Regions from separate parts of the Homo sapiens genome. Here region 1 is linked to region 2. A link is an interaction called in ENCODE POLR2A ChIA-PET data of the cell type or tissue named here. Cell type or tissue: Panc1. All regions are shown on one strand. Each heading gives the region's core, and the rest is flanking DNA. Links, peaks and the distances in the headings are about the cores only. Region 1 has its middle 33 kb from the start of FURIN. Region 2 overlaps IQGAP1 (IQ motif containing GTPase activating protein 1).

Evidence for each region. ChIA-PET counts read pairs that join two places held together with the same protein. Peaks named below come from ENCODE experiments on the same cell type or tissue, not always from the same donor. Only the 100,000 strongest peaks of a DNase experiment are listed, where the experiment ranks them.
Region 1: POLR2A ChIA-PET joins it to region 2 with 27 read pairs; 4 of 35 experiments call an interaction of 5 or more read pairs at or near these places.

The regions. Positions count from the first base shown.
Region 1 is chr15:90,832,446-90,837,817 of GRCh38, reverse strand. No RefSeq gene overlaps it. Among named protein-coding and RNA genes, the nearest start is that of FURIN, 33 kb to the left of the region's middle. In Panc1, for the core only: no CTCF peak of the experiment used is centred there; no DNase peak of the experiment used is centred there.
Region 2 is chr15:90,391,980-90,397,351 of GRCh38, reverse strand. The region is part of intron 2 of IQGAP1 (IQ motif containing GTPase activating protein 1); the gene reads right to left. Among named protein-coding and RNA genes, the nearest start is that of IQGAP1, 6.4 kb to the right of the region's middle. RefSeq lists enhancers at 1,322-1,821, 1,822-2,323. In Panc1, for the core only: no CTCF peak of the experiment used is centred there; no DNase peak of the experiment used is centred there; H3K27ac peaks cover 2,369 bases.

The DNA of each region.
Region 1 (5,372 bases), core at 109-5,108, 440 kb before region 2:
TGTAGTGAGCCGAGATTGTGCCATTGCACTCCAGCCTGGGTGACAGAGTGAGACTCCGTCTCAAAGGAAAAAAAAAGAGAGAAGGGGGCTGAGAAGGGAGGTCCCACTGGGCCTGGAGGCCTGGACCCAGCCCTGTCCAGCATCTCCCACAGTGTCTGACGGTGCCCCCATGACCCCCACAGACCCTCAACTGGCTCCACAAGGAGCCTCCGTCCTCCCAGAAAAGTTAGGTTTTTTAAATTTCCATTTAAGCTTTTTATCACATTCTTCCCTTACTGACTTGATTTCCCCCTTTCATTCCCCCTTCCTGTAAGCTCGTCTCATTGTCATTCTTTCCAACAAACCTGAAACTAAAAATAGCTAACATTTCACACGTTATCTTCTTGATTCCTATCAAGCAGCTCATGATGCCCCTATCTTTCCGATGAGGAAAGAGAGTCATCCAGGGCAAAGGACTTGGCCAAGGTCACCCAGTAGGCAGGGCCCGTGTGCCTTCCTGCCTCCCGGGTGCAAGGCCCCAAGGCTTCGCCGGCTCTGAGCCTCTGAGTCACTGGAACAAGGCAGAGCCAGGTGGTCTGGACTGTCACGGAAGCCTTCCAGAAAAGGAGGCCTCGAAGCCTAGGGGCGAGGAGGAGATTCTGGTGGAGGTAAAAGCACCTGCAAAAGCCAAGCAGTGGTCGGCTGGGTGTGGTGGCTCACGCCTGTAACTCAGCATTCTGTGAGGCCGAGGCGGCAGATCACTTGAGGTCAGGAGTTCGAGACCAGCATGGCCAACATGGTGAAGCCCCGTCTGTACTAAAATACAAAAATTAGCCAGGCATGGTGGCACACACCTATAGTCCCAGTTACTCGGAAGGCTGAGGCAGGAGAATCACTTGAACTTGGGAGGCAGAGGTTGCAGTGAGCAGAGATCGTGCCACTGCACTCCAGCCTAGGTGACAGGGTGAGACTCTGTCTCAAAAAAAAAAAAAAAATAGGCAGTGGGCAGGCCTGTGTGGCCAGAGTGAGGGCACAGTGGACGGGGCAGGAGTCAGGGCCCTGCTTAAGAGATAGGTGGGTGATGAGGGGGAGGAAGTGGATGGGGCTTACGGGGCTCACCAATGCCAACGAGGCAGGGGCTTAGGATCAGGACTGGGACAAGCATCTCTGGCAAGAGCGCCTCATGAGATAGCCTGGATGGTTGTTCCTTCCAAGAGAGCCTAAAAACCCAGGGGAACCAGCTTCCCTTTTCAGCTCTTCCCAGGGTCAGCTGCTCCGCAGGGAATCTTATCTTTAGCTGGGACCTCCAGAGACTCTGGGTCCCCACGCTGTCTTCCTGAAAACCCTGTTTACACAAGAGTGTCAATGACTCATCCAGCTTCAAATGTAGTGCTTCCCAACTCCAGCTGTTCAGAAGAATCATCCTCCGTGGATGTGTTTTATGTGTGTGTGAAGGTAAATTGTTTTCTTTTTTCTTTTTTTTTTTTTTTTTTGAGATGGAATCTTGTTCCATCACCCAGGCTGGAGTGCCATGGCATGATGTCGGCTCACTGCAACCTCCTACACCTCCTGGGTTCAAGTGATTCTCCTGCCTCAGCTTCCCAAGTAGTTGGGATTACAGGCGCCCACCACCACGCCTGGTTAATTTTTGTATTTTTAGTAGAGACAGGGTTTCCTCACGTTGGTCAGGCTGGTCTCAAACTCCTGACTTCAGGTGATCCACCTGCCTAGGCCTCCCAAAGTGCTGGGATTACAGGCAGGAGCCACCGCGCCCGGCCTTTGTTTTTATAAAAATGATATATGGCCTGGCACGGTGGCGCATGCTGTCTCTACTAAAAATGCAAAAATCAGCCAGGCATGGTGGCGCGTGCCTATAATCTCAGCTACTTGGGAGGCTGAGGCAGGAGAATTGCTTGAACCCAGGAGGCGGAGGTTACAGTGAGCCAAGATCACACCACTGCACTCCAGCCTGGGCGACAGAGTAAGAGTCCATCTCAGGAAAAGAAAAAAAAAGATGTATGCTGGCTGGGTGCAGTGGCTCACGCCTGTAATCCTAGCACTTTGGGAGACCGAGGCAGGTGGATCACTTGAGGTCAGGAGTTTGAAACCAGCCTGGCCAACATGATGAAACCCTGTCTCTACTAAAAATACACACACAAAAAAATTGTCTAGGCGTGGTGGCGTGCACCTGTAATCCCAGCTACTCAGGCACCTGAGGCAGGAGAATTGCTTGAACCTGGGAGGTGGAGGTTGCAGTGAGCCGAGATCATGCCACCACACTCCAGCCTGGGCGACAGAGAGAGACTCTGTCTCAAAAAAAAAAAAAAAAAAAGATATATGCTAACTCTCAAACAAAACAAGCAATTCAGAAAAGTACAAAGAAGGAAGTAACAAACTCCTCCCATTAGAATGATATCTTCAGGCCGGGTGCATTGGCTTGCACCTGTAATCCCAGCACTTTGGGAGGCTGAGGAGGGTGGATCATAAGGTCAGGAGTTCAAGCCCAGCCTGGCCAAGATGGTGAAACCCCGTCTCTACTAAAAATACAAAAATTAGCTGGGCGTGGTGGCGGGTGCCTGTAATCCCAGCTACTCGGGAGGCTGAGGCAGAGAATTGCTTGAACCCAGGAGGTGGAGGTTGCAATGAGCCGAGATCGTGCCACTGCACTCCAGCCTGGGCGACAGAGTGAGACTCCGTCTCAAAAAAAAAAAAAGAAAGAAAGAAAGAAAAAGAATGATATCTTCATGAAGGCAGGGGTTTCATCGGCTCTGTTCTCTGCTGCACCTAAAACTTCTGGTGCTCAGTACATGCTTACTATAGCCCGTTATTCGTGTTAACCTTGGGGAATGCCACCTACACAGAGAAGTTTGGAGAGATGAAGAGGGATAGGAAGGTTGGGGCTCAGAAAGTGATACCCCAGACTGGGGCTCTGACATGCTGAGGACTGCAAAGCTGCCTAACCTTGTCTTGTACCCTCCCTACCCCCGAGTGGAGGGAGGGACTCTTCCTGGAATTCCTTATCTGACTAAGAAAGTTTCTTTCCAAAAGAATTGCAAAACCAGGTACAGCAGCATGCACCTATAATCCCAGCTATTTAGGAGGTTGAGACTGGAGGATCACTTGAGCCCAGGAGTTTGAGACCAGACCAGGCAACATAGGGAGACTCCGATCTCAAAAAACAACAACAATAAAAGAATTGTGGTTGTCTCGGCCGGGCGCAGTGGCTCATGCCTGTAATCCCAGCACTTTGGGAGGCCGAGGCGAGTGGATCACCTGAGGTAAAGAGTGTTTGAGACAAGCCTGGCCAACATGGTGAAACCCCATCTCTACTGAAAATACAAAAAATTAGCCGAGAATGGTGGCACGTGCCTGTAGTTCCAGCTACTCGGGAGGCTGAGGCAAGAGAATTGCTTGAACCTGGGAGGCGGAGGTTGCAGTGAGCCGAGATCGCACCATTGCACTCCAGCCTGGGCAACAAGAGTGAAACTCTGTCTCAGAACGAACAAACAAACAAACAAATCCAACTTTTGTTCCTTTGCAGTTCCGCCCTCACCTTCCCATAACTTGTCCCACTCAGCTCCCAGTCATTTGCTAACCACTGTCTGAGCACTGAGCCTATTCATTTCTCCATTTTTCCTCTCCTCAACCTTCTGGCCCCTCTTTGAGTTCATATTTTGCATGTCTCATGTGCATGTAATAAGCCTGTTCTTTTTTCTCTTGTTAACTTGATTTTTGTAATAGAGGTGCCGGTCATGACCCTTTACATGGGGAGAAAAGGGATCACCCTCCTTCTGCCCCTGCAGTTCAGAGAAAGGTAAGTCCAAACAATTTTAGATTAGATTGCACCGTACCAGTTCTATTTTAAACTAAATATATTCTATTTTACTTGAGTTTAACAGAAAAAAAAAAAAAGGCAGATCAGGTGCTATGGTTCACACCTGTAATCCCAGCACTTTGGGAGAACAAGGTGAGAGGATCCCAGGAGCTTGAGACCAGCCTGGGCAACATAGTGAGACCCCTGTCTCTACAAAAAAATTTTTAAAAACTAGCTGGGTGTCAGCTGCGTGTGGTGGTTCACACCTGTAATCCCGGCACTTTGGGAGGCCGAGCCAGGCAGATCACGAGGTCGGGAGTTCGAGACCAGCCTGGCCAATATGGTGAAACCCCGTCTCCACTAAAAATACAAAAAATTAGCTGGGCATGGTGGTGCGCACCTGTAGTCCCAGCTACTCAGGAGGCTGAAGCAGAAGAATCGCTTGAACCCGGGAGGCGGAGGTTGCGGTGAGCCGAGATTGTGCCACTGGACTCCAGCCTGGGTGACAGAGCCAGACTCCATCTCGAAACAAACAAACAAACAAACAAACAAACAGACAAACTAGCTGGGTGTGGGAACATGTGCCGCCTGTAATCCTAGCTACTCAGGAGGCTGAGGCGGAAGGATCACTTAAGCCCAGAAGTTCAGAGCTGCAGTGAGCCATGATTGTGCCACTGCACTCCAATCTGGGCAACAGAGTGAGACCCTGTATCTGAAAAAAAAAAAAAAAAAAGGCAAAAAAACCCAGAAAACTTGCTGAATCTTAGATAAATATTTACTTTCCACAAGAGCTATTACTTCATAATGAATTCCTCATGGTTAAGAAAAAAGATTATGAAATTAATTAAGACATTGGAGTCTTGGGGTAAAAACTCAGATGTTTCACTTTGAGCAAGATCAGTCATTTCTTGCGATAAAAAAGGCGACCACTCCCCTCAAACATCCTCCCTCTTCCTCTTGCCCACCCCAGCTCTGATTTTGATGCTGATATTTTTACTTTGTCAAGGTTTATTTATTTTTATTTTTATTTTATTTTATTTATTTATTTTTGAGACAGAGTCTAGCTCTGTCACCCAGGCTGGAGTGCAGTGGCGTGATCTCAGCTCACTGCAACCTCTGCCTCCCAGGTTCAGTCTGGTCTCAAACTCCTGACCTCAGGTGATCCACCTGCCTTGGCCTCCCAAAGTGCTGGGATTACAGGTGTGAGCCACCACGCTCAGATTTTGTCAAGGTTTGTAACACTTTTACTTTAAAACCATAATTCTCCCAGTATTTAGTCTTTTTTTTTTTCTTTTTTGAGAAGGAGTTTCACTCTTTCTGCCTGCAACTTCTGCCTCCCGGGTTCAAGTGATTCTCTTGCTTCAGCCTCCTGAGTAGCTGAGATTACAGGCGCACGCCACCACGCCCAGCTAATTTTGTATTTTTAGTAGAGATGGGGTTTCACCATGTTGGCCAGGCTGGTCTTGAACTCCTGACCTCCAGTAATCCACCCACCTCAGCCTCCCAAAGTGCTGGAATTATAGGCGTGAGCCACCATGTCTGGCCGCCTTTTTTTTTTTTTTTTTTTTGAGATGGGGTC
Region 2 (5,372 bases), core at 241-5,240:
AACAGAAAGTCTGATTCTTTTCACTGTGGCAAGATATCTCAACATTCAAGATTTTCAAAGAAATTTTATTCATACTTTTGAATTTCTATTTTACTTAATTATTCGTACTATGAGAATATAGAGCCACATGACTTTTCTTAATAATAATGGGTACTAACTAGTTCAACTCTTTACATTTCTTAATTTTAAATTTTGCTAGGCTGGGTGCAGTGGCTCACGCCTATAATCCCAGCACTTTGCGGGGGCCGAGGCGGGTGGATCACTTGAGGTCAGGAGTTGGAGACCAGCCTGGCCAACATGGTCAAACCCCATCTCTACTAAAAATACAAAAATTAGCCAGGCATGGCAGTGGGCACCTGTAATCCCAGCTACTCGGGAGGGTGAGGAAGGAGAATCGTTTGAACCCGGGAGGCAGAGGTTGTGGTGAGCCCAGATCGCACCACTGCACTCCAGCCTGGGCAACAGAGCGAGACTCCGTCTCCAAAAAAAAAAAAAATTTTTTTTGCTAAATTTTCAGCTACATGGTAGGGTAAAAAGCTTTCGGCAGCCACATTAGGAATGAATACTCCCCATTTGCAACAGTGTTACAATACAGAAAAGCACTCAGCTTCAACCACTTTTAATAAATACACTTTTAAATGCAACCCACTTCTTATGGTGGAGCCTGTCCAAGGCCGTTGCACTAAATTAATATCCGAAAAAAGAATGGAGGTTTATTCTTAAAATAGTGTATGTCACCATTTTAAGAGTTAAGAATAAATCTCACCCCATACTTCCCCTTGGTAATTATAAATAAATGAATGGATCAGCTCCTAGTGCCACCGTGCCATTACGCAGCTACATGCTATGGTCCTTTAGTCACACTGGGTCTCATGAGATAACTAGACTTCTCATCTGTACAAAGAGAGCTTGGGTCACCATCCTAAAAATGATCCCCCTCAAAATTTAAGTGATGCTCCTCATTTTGAGAATTCTAGAAGTGCTGGGCATGATATTCTTCCTAGTCACCTCACCTACCCATTTTGTTTTCTTGCTTCTTAAATGTCTTAACTTCTATTTTCATGATCCCAGGGTGCCAGCCTGGACATATCCCAACATTCATGGAATTCTGAAATCACTTACAGGGAGAGGAGATCTGAAGAGCCCATCCCAGAAAATGCTCTATGCCAACAGTAAAGACATATGCACAAAAAAGACTTTGTTCCCAAGAACTAATTTCTTTCCAAGATACCTTTTCAATTCCTCTAAATTACAGAAAGTGACATACTTCTACTTAGTGCTAAGCTCGACTTATCACCGTGGAGTTGCTGACAGTCTCCAACCAGCCAGCGTTCCTACCTTCCCTTCTACAAGAGGGGTGTGCCCTATTCCTTGAGCTAGGGTACGGGCACTCAGCAGCAGAAAGGTGGCCCATGACAGACTTGAAAGCGCACACCAGGAATTGTCTGAAACTCAGAGAATGCTGGAATTAACTTTCTTCCTGTGACCTTTAACCTAGCTGAATTTTCTTCCATTTCCAGTACTAATCGTACTTTCTTCTCACTTGCAGAATTCCCTGTTCTGTCCTGCCTGACACGTTCTCTTCTTGGTTCTTTTCACCTGAACCTTATTCTGATCTGTTACTTCCTCCTGTCCAAGACCTAAGCACTGAACATACCTCACATATTTAAATGTTACCTCCTTCAACTGAGTGAAACGGTATTCATTGCTCCTATACAACTGCTCTTTAGCCGGCCGGGCGCAGTGGCTCACGCCTGTAATCCCAGCACTGTGGGAGGCCAAGGCGGGCGGATCACGAGGTCAGGAGATCAAGACTATCCTGGCTAACACGGTGAAACCCCGTCTCTACTAAAAATACAAAAAATTAGCCAGGCGTGGTGGTGGGCGCCTGTAGTCCCAGCTACTCGGGAGGCTGAGCCAGGAGAATGGCGTTAACCTGGGAGGCGGAGCTTGCAGTGAGCCGAGATAGCGTCATTGCACTCTGGCCCGGGCGACAGAGCGAGACTCCGTTTCAAAAAAAAACAAAAAAACAAAAAAAACCCCGCTCCTTAGCCTAAACAAATGTAAAACTCAATAAGAACAGGCAAAAGGATAAAAATAAGCTTCAATTTAAGCATAAATAATAATTTAAGATGTATCCTTGATCTATTGTGCAGCCCTTAGCAAAAAGCCTTGAATCGTTAGGTGATATCTCATTAGAACAGCGGCTTAATTTCAATATTGAAGCTGCTCTCCAAACAATGAAGAAAAGCAGAAATCTCTACATTTTCTATTTCTCAACCACTCCCAGTGCTCATTTATAGGAATTACCCCTAAATTTTCCCAGTTAACCTTTCAGGGAAACACAAACCCACAGCCACAGAAAACTTTCGTCTCTCTACACTTATACTCTCTTACTTATACTCACTGCCTCTACACAGTCATATTCACTCTCTACACACTCCTCTCTTTTCCCAAGAAAGAGCTCTGTTACAGGCAGAGGAGAAAATGGAGTGCCCTAGGATACACAATGGGGCCACTGTACTAAAAGGTGGAGCTTTTAGTAGAAGTAGAGGTATTATAAATAGAACTGAAGAGGGGAAGCTTTTCTCCCTCCAATCTCTATGATCTTTATTCCTGGCCTTAGAGTTACTGTAAATCCCAGATATTGGGGCTCCTCCAACTTGGGAGGGGTGGAGGTTATGGAGGAAACAGGATGGAACCAAACCAAAAAGGCAAACTGGGTCTAGCGCTAGAGGGGAAAGAGGGGCCCTCGGAACACACAAGATACAGGCCGGTTCACCAAGGTAGGAGAAAGAACTGGAAGAGGTTAATAGCTCACTAATAACGAAGAGCATGCCATTTGTCCTTGGTGCACTCACAACACTTTTTAGGGGTGGCAGCAGCCACATAGGTGGCTGACAGGGATTCTAGTCCTCTTTTCTCACCATAACATTCCCAGGCTTCTTTCCTTTGTCCTCTCTAGTTTACAATCTAAATAGGTGCTTCCAACCTTGATTTTTTAAAATCAAAGCCTTAAACAACAACAAAAATCACCACACCCAGTTTTATGATTGCCTCCATAAAATAGACCAGGCACCTTTCCATGATGCCAGGCCAATGGGCAGGGTGTGCTAGGGTAATATGCCACTATTATGCCCTCCCTTAAAAAAAAAAAAAAAAACCTGAAGATCATCACAAATGTCTCCACTGCCTTTTTTTTTTTTTTTTTTTTTTGAGACAGAGTTTTACTCTTGATGCCCAGGCTGGAGTGCAATGGCACTGTCTCAGCTTACCGCAAGCTCTGCCTCCCGGGTTCAAGCAATTCTCCTGCCTCAGCCTCCCGAGTAGCTGGGATTACAGGCACCCGCCACCACGCCCGACTAATTTTGTATTTTTAGTAGAGACGGGGGTTTCTCCATGTTGGTCAGGCTGGTCTCGAACTCCCGACCGCCAGGTGATCCGCCCACCTCAGCTTTCCAAAGTGCTGGGATTACAGGCGTGAGCCACCGGGCCAGGTCAGTTACTCCTTAAGTATGCAAAAGCACTCAACAAAAAAACACCTCAGGGGATCATGCCTGCTGGGTGGTCTTTAAAGGAAATGGGCTACTTTCCTATACTGGAAAAAAACACCTGACAGAAAAAAAGACGCTCTAGAGTAGCTGAAAATAAAATGCCTGGCTAATGCAGAACCTGATGAAGAAATAGGATGAAGTGTAACATTCTACTGAGGTCATGATATCCCAGCATAAGGCAGAGTTTTAAATCTTGTTTCTCAACAGGGGGAGGAGTGGGGGCCAAGGAAGGAGCATCGGAATCACTAGAGACATTTAAAATACAGTCGGCCCTCCTTATCCATGGGTTCTGCATCCATGGATTCAACAAACTATGGATCAAAAACAGTCAGAAAAAAATAAAGAAAGATATAAATAAAACAATACAGTGTAACAACTATTTATGTAGCATTTACATTGGATCAGGTATGATAAGTAATCTAGAGATATATCTAGAGTAATCTAGAGGTATGATAAGTAATCTAGAGATGTTTTCAAGTATATATTATGCAATGTGCTAAGGTTATATGCAAATACTATGCCATTTTATATAAGGAAGTTGAGCAACTGTGGATTCTGATATCTGCAGGTGTCCTGGAACCAAACCCCCACAGATACCAAGGGACTACTATGTGTCTGGATCTCCCACCCCGACCTACTGAACCACAATCTCTATGGTAGGGCCCAGATAGGTGTATTTTTTTTTTTTTTTAAGTTCCCCAGGTGATTCTAATGCACACACCTGGTTAACAACCATAGTTAAAAAAATGATGAGGCCAGGCACAGCAGCTCACGTTTGTAATTCCAGCACTTTGGGAGGCTGAGACGGGCGGATCACCTGAGGTCAGGAGTTTGAGACCAGCCTGGCCATTATGGTGAAACCCAGTCTCTACTAAAGATACAAAAATTAGCCAGGCGTAGTGGCGGATGCCTGTAATTCCAGCTACTCAGGAGGCTGAGGCAGGAGAATCGCTTGAACCCGGGAGGTGGAGGTTGCAATGAGCCAAGATTGCGCCACTGCCCTCCAGCCTGGGCAACAGAGCGAGACTGTACAAAAAAAAAAAAAAAAAGATAGAAACATTCTTCAATCAAGAAAACTACAAGTAGACCAAAAAACTCAGGCTTCAGTTTCTTCATTAAATGAGATGGTTGAACTAGATTAGCAGTTGAACTAGTTATTGGTAGTGTTTGGGGGAGGGGAGGTGTTAGCCAAAACACCCTCTGTAACAAGTGAATTTTATTCAAGAAATTCAACAGTAAAACAAAAGCAGAGCTACTTTGGATGGGGGAAGGAAGGTGTGTTGAAGCTCTTCCCTCTCACCCCCAGGTCACCTCAGTGGAATCACCAAAGCTCCACAGAGCACAAGATGGTCTCTCAGAACAGCTGCAGCTTCCAAATTCTTTGACCTTCCAAACCTTGAAATCCACAATTTAAATGGCAGAGATCTTACAGTTTTTGTTTTCTTATAAACTTCATATGAGAAAATGCCCCCTTTTCTAGTGATATAGCATGCCTTGCTATGTCATCTTCTATTATTTAGAAAGACAAGTGTTATCCTCCTCACTTAAGTCATCACTGAAACCCAAGCTCCAGTTTCCTGGAAGTTTTAAGCTCAGAAAAGAAGCCTAGACACAAGAGGGCATGCAAAATACAGGTTAGTGTTTGCCCCAGGAGAAGGAAGAATGGGACCAGAGGGGCACAAAAAAGACTTTAAATGTAGCGATGTTGGTTTTGTTTTGTTTTGTTTTTAGAGGAAAGGGAAATATCTCAAATGTTAACATTTGTTAGTTCTGGAATACAATGATGTTTGTTGTACTGTTCTCTGGACTTTCTTGTAG